Regions from separate parts of the Mus musculus genome. Here all the other regions are linked to region 1. The links are chromatin loops, found by intact Hi-C in ENCODE. Cell type or tissue: left cerebral cortex. All regions are shown on one strand. Each heading gives the region's core, and the rest is flanking DNA. Links, peaks and the distances in the headings are about the cores only.

Region 1 (7,994 bases), core at 3,168-5,667:
ACTGTGATCAAATACCCTGCAACGTAGGAGTTCATGATAAGCTCATCTTGGGCCCAGTCTATGTGTGTGAAATCAGAAGTTTTGCTCTCAGCATTGTGAAATATATATATATATATATATATATATATCATGTAGGAAACAAAAGCCGTCATTTTCTTGTGTTAGTTTTCACTAGTTTGAAGTGTGGAATCACAATGTTTCTTATTTCATTCTAAAAGCAAACTCTTGATTGTTGTTAAGGAAAACCAATGTCTATATAACTTTTCAATAAAAATAAATATGTGATATTGTACAAAATTGCTGCATTAAGTATATTACACATTAAGAATAAATACACCAAGGTATAAAAATGTTAAATGTTTAACCACATTCTCCAAAGCTAAAATGAAAGTGTTACCATCTAAGTTACTTAATGCAGAGAAAATAAAAAGATGAGTCAGTTATTTAAGACTATTGTTCAATTGTAATGTATCATCAGTATTTAAATTCAAGCAAAACAGTCAGTCTGTTTCTTAAACTCATTTTTACTCTTTTATGCAGTATGACTCATAGGCAGAAAGCTCTCATGCCATCCAAATACAGCCACTCTCTGCATTTGTACAGTATACTATAATACCACATTTGCTTCCCATCTATAACAACTCTTGCTACAGAAAGCTTGATAGTTCATTTCTCTTCTCCATATAATATGCTAAATAAACATTAGTAAAACCCTTTGAAGGAGATTGCTTCAGCTAGATTTTGTGCTTTCTGCCATTCTGTAGGGAGTTGGCAGGAATTTGACATTGAACAAGGACATGGAAGTAGGCTCAGGTAGGAATCTGACTTTGGGCTAGGACTTAGGAAGTAGGCTCAGAATAGAATAGTTACATTTGGGCTAATACAAAGCTCCAGGTAAACTCAGCCAAGGAGTTATCTAAGTCCTGCTGATAAGCCCCTTAAAACTATGATTCCTGGACTTTGCTTATTAGCTTGTGTATTCCTTGACCTAGAACTGACCATATTATTGGCATGTACTTAAAATGGTATAAAAGCAGGCTTGAGAAAAATAGACCTGCTTCAGCCTCAGCACTGGCTGGAGTCATGTTACAGGGTTGTCTGTCTTCTTTTCAATCCTCGCTCTCCCTTGAGATCCTGTTGACTGACTGAGCTGAATGGTCTCTCTTCATTTTCCACTGCTACCTGCAGAAAGACAAGATGGCTCAAGTCCTCATACCCATCTGACAATAAGGGTGCACGAAAGATTAAAATTATATGGGAAAAGGAATGGGTCAACAGTGCTTAAGCGGTAATTACATGTCGTTTTTATGACCAATAGAGCACTGACTGTGAGAGTCTTTACAAGAACTTAATCCTTTAACTTTCACTATTGTCTTCTTTCCTTTAGCACAATGTCACCTTGAGGCACCTAGCTTGTCCTCAACAAATGAGCACTGAGGTAATTCTCATATTTAGGCTACCATAATACAACTGCAATGAACATGAGAATTCTGGTTCTTCTTTAAACTAATTTCAAGTGCATGGAAACTATACTGAGAAAACTGCTGGGATCCATGGCAATTCTGTCATTGTTATGAGGACTCGGTAGAATGGGGTTGCTTGGGAGTAGGTGCTATGTCCAAATGTATGAGAATATATATATTAAAATAAGTAAAATTTTACATCAACTATAACACAACGTGGTCTTAACTAATTTTAGTTGACATCTATGGAAAATCCCAACCTACTGCTTTCAGAGTTTATTCCTAATACACAATCCTGTACCACATTCATATTCATTGTTCAATTCTGGACGATGTCTTATTTTCACTCTTTTTGTTTTCTCAATTAAGTTACACTTAGTGAGATATCATTTATGTAACCCTAACAACGTATTGTGTCCCTAAAGTCTATGCTAAAGTCCTCTTTCTATAGCTTTGTATATGATTTCACATCATTTTCAGTTTCACATACTTACAACTGTAAAAAACACCATTATAGGGAGGTTTTCAAAAATAAAAGGGATGTTGGGTATTTCTAATTTGCAGCATAAATTCAAAACAATCTAAAGAAAACTCCTAACAGAAAAGCTGATTCCAAAGCTATCTGCCATGTTAAAAAAAAAAAAAAAAAACCCTCAGAATTGTCACTAGGGTGATGAAGAAATAGTAAGCCTTTCAGCACAATGTAAATTCTATCCGTACTTATCACAGAACTACAACAATCCAAAGCTTTACAACATTCGTGAAAAAATGAGATGTAGAGAAAAAAGCCAAGAACATAAGCCCCAAATTATAGTCAAGTTTCCATCAAAAGACCTAAGGAAACTCAGCCAGGAAAAATGTAAACATGATCAATATTACCCATGACTGCATGTGTATACAAATGGAATAAACACAGACTTCACAACTCCCACAAAAATAACCCATAGTGACCCCTAACTGGTACATTTCTGATCCCTCCAGCTACTACTGGTCCCACTTACAAACAGAGGCCCCAGAGCATTCTCTGCTGGGGTGGGGAGGTCTTACACAAGCTATGGCTTATGCTAAGTCAGCTTCTTAAGAATACCATCTTGTACACGATTGACATGAGGGAAAAGGGAGGAGATGGGAGACACCTCTGAAGTCAGCAGAAAGATGAAGAAAGTATGAAGTTTACAGAAACATCAGACAATGGGACACACTCAGGAGAAGGCTAATCAAACACTGCTGCACAAGGGACAACTCAGGGTTTCTCAAAAACATTTCTGACCAAACTTCTAGTGGCCTTGGAACTGATAACCACAGCCCCATATGGTGGGAAGTTGTGCTCTCAGAATCTGATTCAACTCCTCCCAAAGGCCCTGGGCCCAGACCATTACCAGCTCTCCCAAGTGTATTCCTGATTTTAGAAAAGGCCCTGGTTTTATCTCTATACCCAGGGCCTCAGGGTAAGCTCCCAAGGACCCAGTTGAGTAGGCCCCAGGCTGTGACTGGCTCAGCCAAGCATGTTCCTGGGTTTCAGAAGGAGCTGTGTCCTGCTCCAGACATGGGGACCTCAGGGAAATTACAGCTTGATCAGGCCAGTACTCAATAATACAAAAGTTTTCTTCTCTTTTCTTTTTCCCCCTTTCACATGGCTGTCACTATGTGTCATCTTGCCAATGTGTCAGAACTATGCTTTTCTCAAGAAGAAAACAGAACCTTTATGGCACACCAGGCCTTACTGTAGATTGTGATCCTGTAATGCCTCATTGAGCAGCTGGTTAGAGGCCTGCTCTTTGATATGGAGATGGGCCTAGATGCTTGCTGTAAATCAAGTTTGTTTCCTTTGTTATGGTTTGGAACCATATATCTGGGCAATCCTGGTGAACAAGCATGTGTATCCTAGTAACCTATACTCTAAATGCCCTGGTTAGCACATTACTTATCTGTGGGATGTGTTACATGCAGTGCACCCTCAGCTAAATTCTACTTGGAGTGCCTTACTATCCGCTAAGCTTTAGTAAATCCTTTACATCATCAATCCTGCACTTTTACATCACAGCTTGATATTGGATTGCTACCCAGCACACAACCTCCACAAAATTAACTCCAAATGGATTGTCCACCTTAATGTCAAATGCTAACAACAGAACTTGTAGAAACTAGGACTCTCTGAGTTTGGGATCAAGCCAAAGATCTTTCTACACACAGGCCAAATGCTCTGCACAGATGCATCCCACACAGTGAAGTTATTCAGAGGCTATAGCTGGGTCCCGCGAGTGGCTAGGACCTCAGGGGACCTCACACATGGTTGCAGATTCCCACTGAGTCCCGGGAAAGACCCACCGCAGCAGCTCGCGCTGCTCAGACCCCTGCTTCTCCCCATTGTTTTCAGTGACCTTGTACTCACCATGTCGCAACTTCGAAGCTTGCCTTAACACCCTCCACAGCATCCAGCGGCAGGACAGAGAGCACAGCCTGCTCAGCTACTAAGCGAAACCGGCACCAAGGCACCCGGAAACCCCGCCTTCCCTTCTGACTGGCAGGTTCGCCTAAAGGCTCTGATTGGCCAGTAAGTCTTGAGTGACGCGAGTACCTCCCCTAGGGTTAGAGTGTGCTGAAGGTACACAGTGTAGAGGTTCTCAGCCCAAGCTTCTGTCCAGGGCCCAACCTCTTCCAGATCTACGGGGATCTGCATTTCTGTAGTACTAGTGCGAGTCCTCAGATATCCTACCCATCTGTCTCCCCGCGCAACCGCAGGGAAGCCCCACCACTCCACCTGCCACTGCTCAGCCGCTTGCTCCTCCCCTAGGTGGGCAGTGACCCTGTCATCACCAGGGCCTAACTTCAGCCACAGCTTCCCTCAGTAGGCTGTTTGCCTTCTTCCTCCTTGAATCAAGGTAGGGAGCTTGCATAGCCCATTACTCAACTTGCAGGGGAGTTATCAATCTGTCCCATAAGCGGAAGGGTATTAACAATTAAAGAGAGATTTGGGGAAACAATAGTTTATAGAAATTAATAGGCTTATTAATTTCTGGTTTGTTATAGTCATAGTGTAATTTATTTTTGCTTCAATCTTAATAATCAGTTTAAAAGGATGCAGTTATGCAGTGGGCCAGCCCCAGCGTGGGGTGTTTCTTCTTTTTTGGTTTTGGTCTTATTGAGGAAGCGGAGGGGGAAGAGTAGGCTGAGGGAAAGACTTTTGTCTTTTGAGATTCTAGGGTAAGACTTTGTCTCACCGAAAATTTAGGGTTGCTGTATAATAAAATGTTTACTTATCTAAGTCTAAGTTACTATGCTGTTGTAGCTGACCTGCCTTCTGTGATCCTCTGAGGCCAGAAATCACAGTTTCTGGCACTCAGCACCTCATCCTAAAACAGCAGGAGATTAAGTAAAGGATTAATTGCTAGACCCTTTGCCCTATTGTCCAGATGCCTCCTGCTGGGAGGGAGTTTGGAGCAGTAGACTTCTATTGAACCAGGAGAAGAGAATAACACTCTAAGAAGGAAAAACTTTTACATAAGCAAATATGCATAATCTCACATAAATTCATATTGAGCTTCATTCATGCTCATTTATTCATTTTTATTCAAACCCAGCTGGGCCCAGCTTTCATGCATTCTCACAATTACATACTTACACACACACAAGCAGACATTCTCACAATTTTATACTTACACACACATCCATACTTACATATGCATATGGAGCAAAAGACCAAGCATGGGCGCAGCAAGGATTCACTCAATCTGGATGAAAAAAAAAAAAATGTGTTCCAATCTTTATTACATAGAGAAAGAAAAGGCTTCTACCTTTTTAATGCTAAATAAATTAAACCCATGTTTGTATAGAAAAAAAGCTTTGTTTCTTTTAGTAAGATTAAACCTGCCTTGTTCTTACCATGGCACCTGTTCTGTCCCATGGTTAGGAGAAGACTGCCTGCTCCTTCTGCTCCCTGGGACATCTTCTTTTCTCCTCTTTCCCTCTGCATTCTGCACATTGCTCTCTTAGTATTTTATGTTACCTATAATTTCTAAGCTACTCCATTCTGCATTCTCCTTCTAACCTAAAAAGTGTTCTGTCTAAAAACTTCTCCTCAGCTCAGTTCCTCTCTCAGCTCAGTTCTTCTCACCTCTGTTCCTCTCACCCCAGTCCCTCAGTTCTGACTCTTTGTCCTCAGCCCTTAAACATCATTCAGCATACATGATCACATGTTAAAAGTTCATCAAAAGTTCACACAGAAAATCAAATCATAAACTGAAATAGAAGTTTACAACAGAGAATGTTTACATGCATATCCATTAGGAGTGATTACCTAGCAAACATCCATCACCTGTCTCAGCTCCACAGGTTCAATGAAGGTTTAAAACCATGACTAAGTTATAAGTGAAGTTCTGTATAGATAAACCCAGTCAGTATTCTATCTTCTGTCCTAGCACCTACAATAAATCATCAGTTCCCTTTTTATGACCTTTTTAAAATTGTTTTACAACCTCTTGAACTGTGCTCTGAGTAGGAGAAAGTCTGGTTACTATCTATGAACAATGACCTGGTGACACTTGAGAGTCTGGGAGAGTTCTCATTGAAACATTGATGATCAGAAAAGGACCTAATAGTAGTCCCATTATAAAAGAGCTTAATAATCACAAATATAATTTTAGGAATTATTATAGGATCATCATTAAGACTTTAGTTATCTATTTGTCTATACAGCATCTCTACAAGATAGTGCATCTCCGTGGCTCTGCAGAGATCTGCTCCAGAGGGATGTGCTGCTACTTAGTGGTAGTTACATATGTTTATTAATAACAGGAAAAGCATATTAATAGCAGGAAACTTTCCTAAAATGAGTCCCACACAGCCTTGCTTAGTGAGGGCTCACCTGTCAAAGATTATATAATAATCCGAGGCAGGACACTTCAGGATGATCACCTGCTAGTTATTAGCTTGTCCCATTATGGCTCCTGACACAGTGGGACTGAGGTTGTATAAGAGGTCCAGGACATGCACAAAGCTGTCCAGATAAGATCCCCTTATCTCTATACTCTACAGCACTGCAGATGTGTGCTAGCACATCTTTGCTCTGAAAATATAGTGTTTTTTAAATTGGAATTACCTTTAATCTTTCTTTTAGCTTAAAAAGGCAAGGTAGTCATTTTTCCTTGGGACAAACATTAATTTCATGTTTTCTAAGAACTAAACAAATTTTCACTTTCAAATTTTAAAAGATTTACTTAAGAGATCATGTTCTGTGATCCACTGTGTTCATTTTGTGCTTCCTTCCATGTCTTGGCAGCAGGTTGCTCTGAGTATAGGAACTTATGCCATGTTTTTCTTTAATTTTATTCTTTATATATTTTCTGAAGATAAGAAGGTGGAATGTTTCATGTTTGGAATGTTTGCAAAACGACTCTGTCCTTACACATTACAGCATATGGATGAAGAAAAAGGAGAAACTACTTAATATTTATCAATTAAATATCTATTCTGCTCTTCACACCATCATTAGCTATAGGTAAGAAATGAAAAGATTTTACTTTTGACTAGAGTAGAAGAATGTGAATCAACATCGTCAATATGGTATTGGTTACAGTGCTGATTACAACCATCATATATTTGTTAAATTTTGCAAAAAAAGAGAATTGTGTGACTTTTAATATCACAAAGGATGCCTTATGTAAAAGAAATTTCCTTACCCTACCTAAAAATTTTGAGCCCTAACAGTACATTTAAGCCCCCTTTTTTCTGTTTGTCAGTAAATAGCTAGTAGGCAAGCCTAAGTTATTGAGAACCTAAATCATTAAACACCATCAAATAGAAAAATACCCCATGACAGTATCCTGCATACAGGTAGGCTATCTGCACTGAGTTACATTATAACATGATCTAATGTCCACATGAGATAGTGACACTTACTGGTTTTCCACAGTACAATAAAATAAGTAAAATGCTTTTGTATGAATACTAATGTCATAAAGGAATCTGTTTTCCCCAGAATGAGACACAGGTTAAAAGACAGAACTTAATGGCAGGTCAGTGCTTTGAAAGAGGGTTGGAGTCCTTCCCTCTCAGGGTCTCAATGCAGCTCACCACCTGCTATTTACATGGAAACAGCAGCAGACAGGACAATGGTCAGCAAGATTCAGGGAATGGTAAAGGATATTTTCAGTTTGTAATATGAAATTGAGGTACCCAGAGGCCTCAGAAGACATAACTTCATAGATAGGTAAGGAGCACATGGTCTTGTGAAAAAGCCCATGAGTTCAATAATATAAAAATTTGTAAAAACAAGGCTGGAGAGATGGCTCAGCAGTTAAGAGCACTGACTGCTCTTCTAGAGGTCCTGAGTTGAATTCCCAGCAACCACCTGGTGGCACAAAACCATCTGTAATGGGATCTGATGCCTTCTTCTGGTGTGTGTCTCAAGACAGCTACAAGCCGGGTGTGGCCCAATGGGGGCCACTTTCATTCAGACTGCCACAGGTAGGAATAAAATCTGTGTGTGATAGTTAACCATTGTCCAGGTAGGCAGGTGGAGGGAGGCACAGC
Region 2 (7,994 bases), core at 2,804-5,303, 130 kb before region 1:
AACAGTCAGTCTGTTTCTTAATCTCATTTTTACTTTTTCATGCAGTATGACTCATAGGCAGAAAGCTCTCATGCCATCCAAATACAGCCACTCTCTGCATTTGTACAGTATACTATAATACCACATTTGCTTCCCATCTATAACAACTCTTGCTACAGAAAGCTTGATATTTCATTTCTCTTCTGCACATAATGTTCTAAATAAACATTAGAAAAACACTTTGAGGAGATTGCTTCAGCTAGATTCTGTTCTTTCTGCCTTTCTGTAGGAATTTGGCAGGAATTTGACATTGAGCTAGGACATGGAAGTAGGCTCAGAAAGGAATATATACATTTGGGCTAATACAAAGCTCCAGGTAAACTCAGCCAAGGATTGTGTGGCATTCCTTTATCTTGGTCATCCTGATAAGCCCCTAAAAGCAAAGATCTGGCTGGCCAGTAGTGGCCCACGCCTTTAATCCCAGCACTTGGGAGGCAGAGGCAGGCAGATTTCTGAGTTGGAGGCCAGCCTGGTCTACAGAGTGAGTTCCAGGATAGCCAGGGCTACACAGAGAAACCCTGTCTTGAAAACAAACAAACAAAACAACAACAACAAAAACCCCCAACCCCGCCACCCCCCCCCCAAAAAAAAAGAAAAAGAAAAAGAAAAAGAAAAAGAAAAGAAGCAAGGATCCCTGGATTCGCTTATTGTCTTGTTCTGTCCTTGACCTAGAACTGACCTTATTATTTGTATGTATTTAAAATGGTATTAAAGCAGGCTTTAGAAAAACAAACCCCCAGGGTGGTGGTGGCACAAGCCTTTAATCCCACTTTAATGCCACTTGGGAGGCAGATGGACTCTGAGTTCGAGGCCAGCCTGGTCTACAAAGTGAGTTCCAGGACAGCCAGAGCTAAACAGGGAAACCCTGTCTTGAAAAAACAAAAAAAACCAACCAACCAATGAAACAAAAACAAACAAACAAACCCGCCTCAGCCTAAGCAATGGCTGGACTCATGTTACAGTGTTGTCTAATTGCAGTCTTCTTGTCCGTCCTCACTCTCCCTTGATATACTGCTAACTGACTGAGCTGGCTTGGTCACCCTTCATTTTCTATTGCTACCTGCAAGGTAGAGATGATGGTGTAAGTTCTCATACCCACCTGACAATAAGCATACAATAAAGATTAAAATTATATGGGAAAAGAAATAGGTTGAGAATGCTTAAGCTGTAATTCCATGTCCTTCTAGGACCAATATAGCATGGACTGAGAGTCTTTACAAGTACTTAGTCCTTAACCATTGCTATTGTCTTCATTCCTTTAGCACAAGGTCCCCTTGAGGCACCCAGCTATTCCTCAACAAATGAGCCTAGAGGTAATTCTCATATTTAGGCTACCATGAATACAACTGCAATGAACATGAGGATTCATAATACTAATTTCAAGTTCATGGAAACTATATTGAGAAGACTGCTGGGATCCATGGCAATTCTGTCATTTATGAGAACTCCGTAGAATGGGGTTGCTTGGGTGTAGGTATTATGCCAAATATATCAGAATACATACATTAAATATGTGCAATTTTATATCAACTAGAACACAACATGGTCTAAACTAATTTTAGTTGATACCTATGGAAAAATCCCAAAATACTGCTATCAGAATTTATTGCTAATACACAATCCTGTGTCACATACATATCATTGTTCAATTCTGGACAATGTTTTATTTGAACTCTTTTTGTTTTCTCAATTAAGTTAAACTTAGTGAGGTATCATTTATGTGATACTAGAAATGTATTCTGTGTCACTAAAGTCTATGCTAAAGTCCTCTGTCTATGGCTTTGTACATTATTTCAAACCAGTTTAAGTTTCACACATTTACAACTATAAACAACACCATTATGGTGATATTTGTTTGTTTGTTTTTTTAAAGAGAGGAAAAAGAAGAAACCATAAAGTAGCAAAGACCAGCTACAGTGATTAAGGCTAAAGAGGAGCCAGACTAGGATGGATTTTGCATTCCACATATGCTGCCACCCTTAAGTCTCTTTTAGGTTCAGGTTCCAGGTTAAGTTTTGAACAACTTAAATACAGACTGGAGACTGCAAGTCTAGCCACTAAAACATATGGGAAATTTGCACAGCAAGCATATTCCGGGATCATTTCTTAAGGACACCAGTGCCCTACCACAGCAGGTTAGTGACAGTGTCCTAAGTGGAAGGTTCCAGATGATGAAAAACATCAGAAAAGGAAAAGGTAGAGAGTATAAAAGCTGGGGTGGGGAGGTCTTACACAAGCTATGGCTTATGCTAAGTCAGCTTCTTAAGAATACCATCTTGTACACGATTGACATGAGGGAAAGGGAAGGAGATGGGAGACACCTCTGAAGTCAGCAGAAAGATGAAGAAAGTAGGAAGTCCACAGAAACATCAGACAATGGGACACACTCAGGAGAAGGCTAATCAAACACTGCTGCACAAGGGACAACTCAGTGTATCTCAAAAACATTTCTGACCAAACTTCTAGTGGCCTTGGAACTGATAACCACAGCCCCATATGGTGGGAAGTTGTGCTCTCAGTATCTGATTCAACCCCTCCCAAAGGCCCTGCCCCAGACCATTCCCAGCTCCCAAGCACATTCCTGAATTTAGAGAAGGAGCTCTGCAAATGCACCCAAGAGTAGGAGATGTCAGGAAAGAATCAGACTCGGGGCTGAAATCAAACAAATAGAAACAAAAAGAACTCTATACAGAATCAACAAAACCAGGACCTGTTTCTTTGAGAAAATCAACTAGAAAAACCAGACTAACCAGAGGGCACAGAGACAGTATCCTAATTAATAAAATCAGAAAAATAAAATCAGAAATGAAAAGGAGGATATAACAGTGAAATATATCTTAAAATAATTATTCTCTTTTAAAAATGTTAACAATTGAAAATATTAAAATCATTTTCTACAAAACAAAAACAAAAAAAACAAAGTAAAGGAGCCCTGTTTTCTCTCTATACCCATGGCCTCAGGGAAAGCTCCCAAGGACTAGGCCCAGGCTGTGACTGGCTCTGGGTTTCAGAAGGAGCTGTGTCCTGCTCCAGACATGGGGACCTCAGGGAAACTGTAGCTGGATCAGGCTTGCACTCAATAAAACAGTCTTGTCTTCTCTTGTCTTTTCTTTTCTTTTTTCCCTTTTCACATGGCTGTCACTATGTGTCATCTTGCCAATGTGTCAGAACTACGCTTTTCTCAAGAAGAAAAGAAAAAAAGTAAGAAAAGTAAGAAGAAAAGTAAGGCACACCAGGCCTTACTGTAGATTGTGATCCTGTAATGCCCCATTGAGCAGCTGGTTAGAGGCCTGCTCTTTGATATGGAGACGGGCCTAGATGCTTACTGTAAATCAAGTTTGATTCCTTTGTTGTGGTTAGGAGCCATATTTCTGGGCAATCCTGGTGCATATGTATTATAGCATCCTAAACTCTAACTGCCCTGGTTAGCACATTACTTATCTGTGGGATATGTTACAGGCAGTGCACCCTCAGCTAAATTCTACTTGCTGTGACTTACTATTCGCTAAGCTTTAGTAAATCCTTTACATCATAAATTCTACTCTTTTACATCACAGCTTGATAGTGGATTGCTACCCAGCACAAGAGATGCCTTTTACAATCTCCACAAAGTTAACTCCAAATGGATTGTCCACCTTAATGTCAAATGCTAACAACAGAATTTGTAGAATCTAGGACTCTCTGAGTTTGGAATAACGCCAAAGATCTCGCTACACACCGGCCAAATGCTCTGCACAGATGCAGCCCCCACAGTGAAGTTATTCAGAGGCTACAGCTGGGTCCCGCGAGTGGCTAGGACCTCAGGGGACACCGCACATGGCCGCTGATTCCCAATGAGTCCCGGGAAAGACCCACCGCAGCAGATCGCGCTGCTCAGACCCCTGCTTCTCCCCATTGTTTTCAGTGACCCTGTACTCACCACCATGTCACAACTTCCAAGCTTGCCTGAGCACCCTCCACAGCATCCAGCGGCAGGACAGAGAGCACAGCATAAGGGACCATTCAAGCCTGCTCAGCTACTAAGGGAAACCGGCCCAAGGTATCCGGAAAACCCGCCTTCCCCTCTGACTGGCAGGTCCGCGTAGAGGCTCTGATTGGCCAGTAAGTCTTGAGTGACTCGAGCACCTCCTTTAGGGTTAGGGTGTGCTGAATGTACACAGTGCAGAGGTTCTCAGCCCTAGCTTCAAGTCCAGTGCCTGACTTTTTCCAGATCTACAGGGATTTGTATTTCTGTAGTATTTGTGCCTGTCCTCCGATAGCCTACCCATCTGTCTCCCCGCGCAGCCCCAGGGAGGCTCCACTACTCCACCTGCCGCTGCTCAGCCGCTTGCTTCTCCCCTAGGTGGGCAGTAACCCTGTGATCACCAGGTCTTGACTTCAGCCTGAGCTTCCCTCCCTCTGTAGGCTGTTTGCCTTCTTACTCCTGGAATCAAGGTAGGGAGCTTGCATAGCCCATTACTCAACTTGCAGGGGAGTTATCAATCTGTCCCATAAGCGGAAGGGTGCACAAGATACTAACAATCCAAGACAGATTTTGGGTAACAATAGTTTATAGAAATTAATAGGCTTACTAATTTATCACCCGCGCCCCCCAGTTCTGACACTTCGCTTTGTCCTCAGCCCCTAAACATCTTTCAGCATACATGATCACTTGTTAAAAAGTTCATCAAAAGTTTACACAGAAAATTAAATCATAAACTGAAATAGAAGTTTACAACAGAGAATGTTTACAGGCATGTGAGGAGCGGCCCGGGACTGCAGCTAAGTCTTATGACTTGCACCTGACTTCCTCATACACCTGAAAATAAGCCATGACCATCGACCATCGTGAGAGCAGGTGCACCATAATGCTGGCGGTGTAAACAAGTCCATATTTGGTGGAGGCGTGCCCCTGCTGCCCCCATTGGCTGAAGCTGCATGCCTGGTGAGGTGGCTTGGCCTGCCTTGAGTGGATGGGGGCTGAGAGTATATAAGCAGACCTCCCTGGGTTCCCAAGGTCCCCTTAGCAGCATCGAGGTGTTCCTGCAATAAAGGCTGTTGGGAAGAATCCAACCGTGTTGTGTCTTCCTTGCCGGCCGAGGTGGGCACAACACAGGCATATCCATTAGGAGTGATTATCTGGCTAAACATCCATCACTTGTCTCAGATCCACAGGTTCACAGAAGGCTTAAAACCATAACTAAGTTATAAGTGAAGTTCTGTATAGATAAACCCAGTCAGTATTTTACCTTCTGTCCTAGCTCCTATAATAAATCATTAGTTCCCTTTGGTCATTTTTTTTTTTTTTTAACAACCTCTTGGAATGTGCTCTGAGTAGGAGAAAGTCTGGTTACTATCTAAGAGCATTTAACTGGTGACATTTGAGGGACTGGCAGAGTTCTCGTTGAAACTTTGATTATCAGGAAAGGACTTAATAGCAGTCCCATTATAAAAGAGCTTAATAATCACAAATATAATTTTAGGAATTATTATAGGATCATCATTAAGACTTTAGTCATCTATTTGTCTATATAGCATCTCTACAAGAGAGTGCATCTCCGTGGATCTGCAGAGATCTGCTCCAGAGGGGTGTGCTGCTACTTAGTGGTAGTTATATATGTTTATTAATAACAGGGAAAGCATATTAATAGCAGGAGACTTTCCTAAAATGAGTCCCTCACAGCCTTGCTTAGTGAGGGCTCACCTGTCAAAGATTATATAATAATCCGAGGCAGGACACTTCAGGATGATCACCTGCTAGTTTTTAGCTTGTCCCATTATGGCTCCTGACACAGTGGGGCTGAGGTTGTATAAGAGGTCCAGGACATGCACAAAGCTGTCCAGATAAGATCCCCTTATCTATACACTCTACAGCACTGCAGATGTGTGCTAGCACATCTTTGCTCTCAAAACATAGTGTTTTTTAAATTGGAATTACCTTTAATCTTTCATTTAGCTTAAAGAGGTAAGGTAGTCGTTTTTTCTTGGGACAAACATTAATTTCATGTTTTCTAAGAACTAAACAAATTTTCACTTTCAAATTTTAAATGATTTACTTAAGAGGTCATGTTCTGTGATCCACTGTGTTCATTTTGTGCTTCCTTCCATGTCTTGGCAGCAGGTTGCTCTGAGTATAGGAACTTATGCCATGTTTTTCTTTAATTTTATTCTTTATATATTTTCTGAAGATGAGAAGGTGGAATGTTTTATGTTTGGAATGCTTGTTTGCAAGATGACTTTGTCCTTACACATTACATAATATGGATGAAGAAAAATGAGCAACTACTTAATTTTTATCAATTAAATATCTTCATATATACACTGCTCCCCACTCCATCATTAGCTATAGATAAGAAATGAAAAGATTTTACTTTGTCTAGAGTAGAAGAATGTAAACCAACATCCTCAATATAGTATTGGTTACAGTGCTGATTACAACCATCATATATTTGTTAAAATTTGCAAAAAAGAGAACTTTGTGACTTTTAATATCACAAAGGATGCCTTATGTAAAAGAAATTTCCTTACCCTACCTAAAAATTTTGAGCCCTAACAGTACATTTAAGCCCCCTTTTTTTCTGTTTGTCAGTAAATAGCTAGTAGGCAAGCCTAAGTTATTGAGAACCTAAATCATTAAACACCATCAAATAGAAAAATACCTACGACAGTATCCTGCATACAGGTAGGCTATCTGCACCAAGTTACATTATAACATGATCTATTGTCCACATGAGATAGTGACCTTTACTGGTTTTCCATAGTGCAATAAAATAAGCAAAATGCTCTTGTATGAATACTAATGTCATAAAGGAATCTGTTTTCTCCAGAAAGAGACACACATTAAAGACAGAATTTAGTGCATGTCAGTGCTTTGAAAGAGGGTTGGAGTCCTTCCCTCTCAGGGTCTCAATGCAGCTCACCACCTGCTATTTACTAGCATGGAAACAGCAGCAGACAGGATAAGGTTCAGCAAGTGGTGAAGGATACTTTCAGTTGGTAATATGAAATTTAGGTACCCAGAGGCCTGACTGCTCTTCCAAGTCCTGAGTTTTATTCTAGCAACCACATGGTGGCTCAAAGCCATCTGTAATGGGACCTGATGCCCTCTTCTGGTATGTGTCTGAAGACAGCTACAGTGTTCATATAAATAAAATAAATAAATAGTATTAAAAATTAAAAAATTGTAAATACAACTTATACTTAAAATGCAAGATTACACAGAATCCTGAAATATGTAAATAAGAACATCAAAGACAGAAAAGCCAGAGGAGCCACTCAGCTAGGGATGTAAGAATTTCCATTAAATATGCCAGAAAGATTTCTGACAGGACCCTGATATAGCTATCTCTTGTGAGGCTATGCCAGTGCCTGGCAAATACAGAAGTGGATGCTCACAGTCATCTATTGGATGGAACAAAGGGCCCCTAATGAAGGGGCTAGAGAAAGTACCCAAGGAGCTAAATGGGTCTGCAACTCTATAGGAGGAACAACAATATGAACTAAGCAGAACCCCTCAGAGCTGTGTCTCTAGTTGCATATGTAGCAGAGGATGGCCTAGTCAGCCATCAATGGGAGGAGAGGCCCTTGGTCTTGCGAAGATCATATGCCCCATTAAGGGGAGTGCCAGGGCCAGGAAGCACAGTGGGTGGGTTGGGGAGCATGGCAGGGGATGGGGGAGGAGGGTATAGGGGACATTCGTAATAGCATTTGAAATGTAAATGAAGAAAATAGCTAATAAAAAAATTTCCAGGGCTGGAGAGATGGCTCAGTGGTTAAGAGCACCCACTGCTCTCCCGAAGGTCCTGAGTTCAAATCCCAGCAACCACATGGTGGCTTAAAACCACCAGGAAATTGGTTGATGTAGGTTAAATAGACCAGTCCTTGTTTGGTGTATTTCCAATATTTAACTGGCTCATTGTCTCAGCTCAAAGATGCTTACTTAGCAAGTTGTGAGGTACGTAATGAGATCTGACATC
Region 3 (7,994 bases), core at 3,533-6,032, 180 kb after region 1:
TTTAGGACTTCTTATGGGATCATCATTAAGACTTAAGTCATCTAGTTGTCTATATGACATCACTACAAGAGAGTGCATCTCCGTGGATCTGCAGAGATCTGCTCCTGAGGGGTGTGCTACTACTTAGTAATTGTTATATACCTTTAATAATAAATGGAAAAGCATATTAATAGCAGAAATATTTCCTAAAATGAGTCCCTCACATCCTTGATTAATAAGGATGCACGTCTCCCAGATTATATAATAATCCGCAGCAGCCAGTGTCAGGATGATCACCTGCTAGTTATTAGCTTGTCCCATTATGGCTCCTGACAAGGGCCTTAGGGAAAGCTCCCAAGGCCTAGGACCCAGGTTGTTACTGGTTCTGCCAAGCTTGTTCCTGGGTTTGAGAAAAAGCTATCATTCATCATATATGAGGGCCTCAGAGAAAGGTATGCTTGATAAGGCCAGCCCTCAACACAACAGTTTTGTCTCTTTTTCATAGACTTTCAAGACCAGTGTGATCTTCCCATGTGTCAGAACTATGCATTTCTCAAGTAAATTAGACCTTTATGGCTCACCAGGCCTTACTGTTGCTTGTGATCCTGTAATATCCCATTGAGCAGCTTGTTAGAGGCCTGCTCTTTAATATGAGGATTGGCCTGGTGGCTGGTTGTAAATAAAGAGTGTTTTCTTTATCATGGTTTAGAGCCAAATTTCTGTACAGTACTGGTGAACAAACATCTGTATCCTAGTATCTTAATCTCTAACAGGCTTGGTTAGCATACTACTTACCTGTGGGATGTTCTAGAGGCAGTTCTCCCTCATCTAAATTCTACCTTACCATCTCCTAAGCACTGGTAAATCCTTTCCATCACTGATTATACTCTTCCACATCAGAGTTTAAGATTGGATTGCTACCCAACACACTAGATGCCTTTTACAACCTCCACAAATTAACTCCAAATGGATCTTACATCTAAATGTCAAATGCCAGCTAACAGGAAACAAGAGTTTTGTTTTGTGCCTTCATGCTGGGTTCAGGCAAACTACAGCTACTTTTCCCCTGGTAGGTCTGAGACAAGCTGGGAGAAAAGCAGGAAACAAATGACAAACACTGTGGAGCACTATTGTTAGCTGGCACATCTTTCTCAGTGGGAAGGATGAAAAACAAAAACCTGTGCACACACACAGCTATTTTAGTAAAGATTCGCTTGATGAACAGAACTGATAGAATGAATCTCTGTATGCATGTTGAAAGTGAATTTATCTTAATTTCTCACAGTCTAACAGTGGCTGTCTACCAATGGAAAGTTGAATAATCCAGTGTGGTTCAGTAAATGTGGTTGGATGTCTCAGTCTTCAGTATATACTGGAGTTTCAGTGAAGTTGGCTTTTTAATGCCAGGAAAAGAAAGAAAGAAAGAAAGAAAGAAAGAAAGAAAGAAAGAAAGAAAGAAAGAAAGAAAGGAAGGAAGGAAGGAAGGAAGGAAGGAAGGAAGGAAGGAAGGAAGGAAGGAAGGAAGGAAGGAAGCAGGCAGTGGTGGCACATGCCTTTAATCCCAGCACTTGGGAGGTAGAGGTAGGTGGATTTCTGAGTTCAAGGCCAGCCTGTTCTACAGAGTGAGTTCCAGGACAGCCAAGGCTACACAGAGAAACCCTTTCTCAAACACACACACACACACACACACACACACACACACACACACACACACACACACAAAAGAAGAAGAATAAAGAAAGGAAGGACAGAAGGAAGTTGGGAAGTTGTTAGCCAGATGTAAGGTAGGTAGACAAAGAGAACCCGCTCCCATCTTCAGTGTCCTTTCTCTATGTAGGGTGCCGACAGAAGCTGTGGCCTAGAGTAAAGGGGGGTCTTATCACCTCAAAAAAATCCAGATTAAAGAAGGGTTTTCACAGTTCGAAAGCTATAAACAAAACAAAACCAAACCAAACAAAAAAACCCACCCCAGTACCCAAACTCTTTCAGGTTTAGTTAATTCCACATGTAGTCAGTTTGACTATAGGAAAAGCCTCAATGAAAGAATGGAGACAGATGTCCCCCCCACCCCCACCCCCGTGGTCAGCAAGGTGAGAATAGGAGTCAATTCCAAGGCAGTGATTTCCTTCAAGAAAGGAAGCACTGGGATTTTATTGAGGGAGTCTGGATACGTTCACATCTAGGTTTCCTACTCCTACACGTGCTAAGTTAGCCATCGTTGGACTAGTTGGACTACAGCCTGTGAAATATTCCAATAAATCCACTTTGTACATACCTAGATTCCTCCTATCAGGTCTGTTCATCTAGAGAACCTTCACTAATACAGTTCTATGTGCGAATGTGTGTTCAGCTTCCCACGGAGGAAGGTGTGCTGGCTAACAGCAGTGCTCCACAGGGTTTGTCATCTGGTTCCTGTTTGTCTCCCAGGGTTCACATACCTACCAGCTGAAAACTAGCTGCACTTTACCTAAGCCCAGCGTGAAGGACTCAACTGAAGTGAAATTAGAGTATTTTCCGGTTATTAGGGGTAGCTCTCTAGAGGATTCACTGATCCCAAGGCAGCAGAGAGTTCACTGGTCCCAAGGAGGTCAGAGAAGTTATGGGATGGGAGAATAAGGAGCAGAGGTGGGGAGAAAAAGCCAGCAAGGCAAGCTGGGAGAGAAAAATGCAGGGGAGTAGGGATTGGGAGGGGAAGTGGAGGGAGAAGGAGGGAGAAAGACTGGAGAGGGAAGAAAGGGGAGAGAGATGGAGACAGAGAAACAGAGACACAAAGAGTACAAAATGTCTGGATTATATAGGAAGGGCTTCTAGGAAGGGAAAGCCTGGCCGCTGGGCTGGGAGTTCAAGGTACAAGGTGGGGTCTGTCAACCTTGCCCTGTAACAGGTGGAGACTGAGGAGTGCTGGGAGAACCTGGAGGCCCAGCTCTAACCTTCCCAGCCTTGCGCAGACTAAGCAGACCTTGAACATTCGCCATGACAACCCAGGACAGAGACATCTGTCTTTGTTGAGGTGCAGGTTCTCATGGGAACTTAGCTGTTTTGGCTGCCTGCACTGACATTGCTCTACAACATACTGCAGCTGAAGAGGGGGATGGATTTTGTAGGTTTTCCCTTTATAAACGCAAACCTTATTATTAAATTTTGAGCCTTGATCAGAACCTTTGCTTGGCTTCATTCTTCTCTCACCCCAATACCTATTCATTTCCACAGGTTTCAGGTAAACCCAGTTTGCCCATGGCAGGTGGATGGCTCCTTTGGTATGTTAATAATATGCAGATCAGCCTCTGTTCCTGGGTCTCAATCCCAACAGCAAGAATACAGAACTATTCTTTGCCCATGACACAATTTAATTGTTAATATTCTGGGCACCTTTTCGCTTGTGGGACAGATTGATAAATCCCCTGCAGGTTGAGTAATGAATGGGCTATGCAAGCTCCCTACCTTGATTTAAGGAGGAAGAAGGCAAACAACCTAGTGAGTGAGGGAAGCTCTGGCTGACATCAGGCCCTGGCGATCACAGGGTTACTGCCTACCTAGGGGAGGAGCCAGCGGCAGAGTAGTGGCAGGGGACTGATGGTTCCTCCATGGGGCTGCGCGGGGAGACAGATCGGTAGCCTATTGGAGGATCGACACAAATACTACAGAATTGGAAATCCCTGCAGGTCTGGACTTGCAGCTTGTTGGGCTGAGAACCTCTACACCGCGTACCTTCAGCACACTCTAACCCTAAGGGAGGTGCTCCAGTCACTCAAGACTTGTTGGCCAATCAGAGTCTCTCGGCGGACCTGCAAATCAAAAGGAAGGCGGGTTTTTCCGGGTGCATTGGAGCCTGTTTCGCTTAGTTGCTGAGCCTACTTGATTGGTCCCCTGTTCTGTGCTCTCCGTCCTGAGGCTGAATGCTGTTTAGGGTGCTCAGGCAAGCTCCGAAGTTGCGACATGGTGAGCACAGGGTCACTGAAAACAATGGGGAGAAGCAGCGCGAGCTGCTAGTGTGGGTCTTTCCCTGCGCTGCGTGGGAATCCGCGGCCACCTGTGAGGTCCCCTGTGGTCCTAGCCACTCGCGGGTCCCAGCTGTAGCGTCTGAATAACTTCCCCGTGGGGGCTGCATCTGTGCTGAGCATTTGGCTTGTGTGTAGAGAGATCTTTGGCGTGATCCCATACTCAGAGAGTCCAACTTTCTACAAGTTCTGTTCTTAGCACTTGAGATTAAGGTGGACAATCCATTTGGAGTTCATTTTGTGGAGGTTGTAAAAGGCATCTCTTGTGCTGGGTAGCAATTCAATGTCAAGCTGTGATGTTAAAGAGTAGAATTGATGATGTAAAGGATTTAGTAAAGCTTAGGAAATAGTAAGGCACACCAAGTAGAATTTAGCTGAGGGAGGACTGCCTCACACCTCACAGATAAGTACTATGCCAACCAGGGCAGTTAGAGGTTAGGATGCTAGGATACACATGCTTGTTCACCAGCATTGTCCAGAAATCATAACAAAGGAAACAAACGATTTATAATCTGCCACTAGGCCCATCTCCTTATCAAAGAGCAGGCCTCTAACTAGCAGCTCAATGGGGCATTACAGGATCATAACCAACAGCAAGGCCTCTTGTGCCATAAGGTTCAGTTTTCTTCTTGAGAAAAACATAGTTCTGCCACACTGGCTAGATGGCATCTAGTGACAACCATTTGAAAACTTAAAAGAACAAAACAAAAAGCCCACAACCATTGCATTGAGTGCAGGCCTGATCCAGCTACACTTTCCCTGAGGTCCCCATGTCTGGAGCAGGCCACAGCTCCTTCTGAAACCCAACAACATGCTTGGCAGAGCCATTCACAGCCTGGGCCTAGTCCTTGGGAGCTTTCCCTGAGGCCCTGGGTATAGAGAAAACAGGGCTCCTTGACTTCGTTTTTTTTTTGTTTTTTGTTTTTTTTTTTGTTTTGTAGAACATTTTCAATATTTTCAATTGTTAATATTTTTAAAAGAGAATAATTATTTTAAGATATACTTCACTGTTATATCCTCCTTTTCATTTCTGATTTTATTAATTAGGATACTGTCTCTGTGTCCTCTGGTTAGTCTGGTTTATCTAGTTGATTTTCTCAAAGAAACAGCTCCTGGTCTTGTTGATTCTGTATATAGTTATTTTTCTTTCTACTGCTTGATTTCACCCCGGAGTCTGATTCTTTCCTGACATCTCCTCCTCTTGGGTGCATTTGCAGAGCTCCTTCTCTAAATTCAGGAATGTGCCTGGGAGCTGGTAATGGTCTGGGGCAGGGCCTTTGGGAGGGGTTGAATCAGATTCTGAGAGCACAACTTCCCACCATATGGGGCTGTGGTTATCAGTTCCAAGGCCACTAGAGGCTTGGTCAGAAATGTTTTTTAGAAACACTGAGTTGTCCCTTGTGCAGCAGTGTTTGATTAGCTTTCTCCTGAGTGTGTCCAATTGTCTGATGTTTCTGTGGACTTCATACTTTCTTCATCTTTCTGCTGACTTCAGAGGTGTCTCCCATCTCCTTCCTTTTCCCTCATGTCAATCGTGTACAAGATGGTATTCTTAAGAAGCTGACTTAGCATAAGCCATAGCTTGTGTAAGACCTCCCCACCCCAGCTTTTATACTCTCTACCTTTTCCTTTTCCGATGTTTTTCATCATCTGGAACCTTCCACTTAGGACGCTGTCACTAACCTGCTGTGTTAGGGCACTGGTGTCCTTAAGAAATGATCCTGGAATATGCTTGCTGTGCAAATTTCCCATGTGTCTTAGTGGCTAGACTTGCAGTCTCCAGTCTGTATTTAAGTTGTTCAAAACTTAACCTGGAACCTGAACCTAGAAGAGACTTAAGGGTGGCAGCATATGTGGAAGGCAAAATCCATCCTAGTCTGGTTCCTCTTTACCCTTAATCAGTGTAGCTGGTCTTTGCTACTTTATGGTTTCTTCTTTTTCCCCTCCCTTAATCCCCTTCCGTGACCCCCCCGCAACTGTTTCACCCCTTAACAGCAGACAGGAGAGAAACAGGGATGGAGGAGAAAGAGGTCCTTGAGTCGAGTTTCTGTCCTTGTACTGGATCCCCCAGCATGAGTCAAACAGTCTCTGATGAGGGAGCAAGGAACAAAATAGGAGGTAGAAGGAAGATGCAAAGCCAAGAATTAGATTTGGGAGAACTGCTGGTTAATACTTCAGCAGGAGCACCAGCAGCAACCACCAGCCTTGAGTTTATTTTTCATAGTCTTTTTATACCCCACAGAACCTTGGAAAGCAAAGCCACAAGCTAACAGAAACAATCTCCCGAAATATACACAGACTATCGGTTCTTTTCCAGAGGCACCTCCCTTGAGCCTCAGGTATACCTCCTCTTATCATTCCATGACTCATCAGACTGGGAAATCTGCCAACAGACCCTGACCCACCTTGACTGCCTGGGTACAAACAAAGAGTAGGGTCAGTTTTAAGGCATAAACAAAGTAGAAATGTAAGAAAAAGGGTGTAAACAAAGTTCCCCGGTTGCTGTATTCAGAGTCTTATCAAGATGATCAAGGTATGACAAGATATGAGGAACACATTCCTCAGCTGTACTTTTTTTGAGCTTACTTCCTTGACCTAGCCCAGTGTCAAATATTCTTGCCATTTTTTCCTAGAAGCGGTCCCAAGAACTCTCCCCACCTGGGAGAGTAGAAGATTCTAATAAAATACAAACTTACTATACTAGGGCTCTGTCTGCCCCTAGGGTGGGCTGGAAGGGGAGAGCTGGAAGGCCTGTGCTGTCTGAGTCATTTCATCTCTACTTCTCCAGTAGGAGAGCTGCTACTGTCTTCTGGGCAGCCTAGCAATCAGGAGGAGTAGCTTGCAGGTTCTTTCCATAATTCTCCTCTGATGCAGTTCATCAGAGAGCTGTGAGGGAGACCACAAGCCATGCCATTGTGATTGTGACAGCCACCAGGAAGAACAAGTTGGCTAAACAATCTTATTGGACTGTGATGGACTGTGAAACAGACTGTGTTTCTTTTGGTACATGTGGTAACCTGGGCAAAAGGCCTTGGCCTCTGTGTGCATTTCCTGGGGAGGAGGAGGTTCTGCAGCTCTGGCCATAGGAAGCTGTGTTGCTTATAATCTCACTGCCCGCTATGCACACACAAGCAGTGCTTTTGTTATGAGAAGATGAATTTCAAAACTGAAAATCTGGTTTGTAGAGGTTCTGAACATTTCATTGCAAATTCAGTTTTGTGTGATAAATTTTACAAATAGTTTAGAAACTGGTAGAGATGAGGTTATGGGGATCCTCCTTTGGCCATCTTTGATTAAAATCCTTTTTCCTCTCCACTATCACCAGTCACAATGACTGGAGTGATTCAGGGAAATTCAGTTCCAGGGTCGCCAAGGAGTTTCTGAGATGCAGAGGATTCTTAAGTGTGCATGGTGGTGTGCAGGTGGCTAGGGCAGATTCTAAATCATGTGCTATAATCCATGTGGCAGGACGCAGACATTAAATTATTCCTCAACCTTGGTTTGTGTGTGGGCTCATTGGGGCTGGGTTTGTGTGAGATCTCTAGTGGGTATTAGGTGCTGCAGAACCATAGCCCAGCTTTCTGATGACCTCCATACAGAGAGAGCTCTAGAGCCTCTGTTTGGAAGTGAAGTCAGTAGTGGCTGGAGGGTCAGAAATATAACAGTGAGGGATCACTTTTAGTTATTTTTGTGGAGTTGTGAAGTCTGTGTTCATTCCATTTGTATACACATGCAATCATTGGTAATATTAGTCATGTTCACATTTTTCCTGGCTGAGTTTCCTTAGGTCTTTTAATTGAAACCTGACTATAATTTGGGGCTTATTTTCTTGGCTTTTTTTCCTCTACATTTCATTATTTTTTCACAAATGTTGTAAAGCTTTTGATTGTTGTAGCTCTATGATAAGTATGGATGGAATTTATATTGTGCCAAAATGTGTACAATTTCTTTATCATCCTAGTGACAATTCTGAGATTTTTTCCCATGGCAGGTAGCTTTGGAATCAGCTTTCCTGTT

The links. Peaks named below come from ENCODE experiments on the same cell type or tissue, not always from the same donor. Only the 100,000 strongest peaks of a DNase experiment are listed, where the experiment ranks them.
Region 2: a loop joins it to region 1, with 2.1 times the contacts of the local background. A loop is called at or near these places in 2 of 42 quality-filtered maps.
Region 3: it touches region 1 in a loop (4-fold over the local background); 2 of 42 quality-filtered maps call a loop at or near these places.

Annotation. Positions count from the first base shown.
Region 1 is chr5:109,862,674-109,870,667 of GRCm38, reverse strand. AB010352 (cDNA sequence AB010352) reads right to left here and starts at 3,957. Exons shown (of 4, transcript NM_001378279.1): 1 at 3,856-3,957. The coding sequence starts at 3,858. It overlaps Gm35089 (a long non-coding RNA gene), which reads left to right and starts at 4,048. Exons shown (of 3, transcript XR_389508.4): 1 at 4,048-4,345; 2 at 6,812-6,960. In left cerebral cortex, for the core only: a CTCF peak has its summit at 4,130; DNase peaks (open chromatin) are centred at 3,426 and 4,003; H3K4me3 peaks cover 1,354 bases; H3K27ac peaks cover 1,029 bases.
Region 2 is chr5:109,992,598-110,000,591 of GRCm38, reverse strand. Zfp932 (zinc finger protein 932) reads right to left here and starts at 4,065. Exons shown (of 4, transcript NM_145563.2): 1 at 3,959-4,065. The coding sequence starts at 3,964. In left cerebral cortex, for the core only: no CTCF peak of the experiment used is centred there; a DNase peak (open chromatin) is centred at 4,094; H3K4me3 peaks cover 1,363 bases; H3K27ac peaks cover 628 bases.
Region 3 is chr5:109,686,660-109,694,653 of GRCm38, reverse strand. 5430403G16Rik (RIKEN cDNA 5430403G16 gene) reads left to right here and starts at 3,820. Exons shown (of 4, transcript NM_001378588.1): 1 at 3,820-3,918. The coding sequence starts at 3,916. It also overlaps the pseudogene Vmn2r-ps23. In left cerebral cortex, for the core only: no CTCF peak of the experiment used is centred there; DNase peaks (open chromatin) are centred at 3,558, 3,777 and 4,472; H3K4me3 peaks cover 670 bases.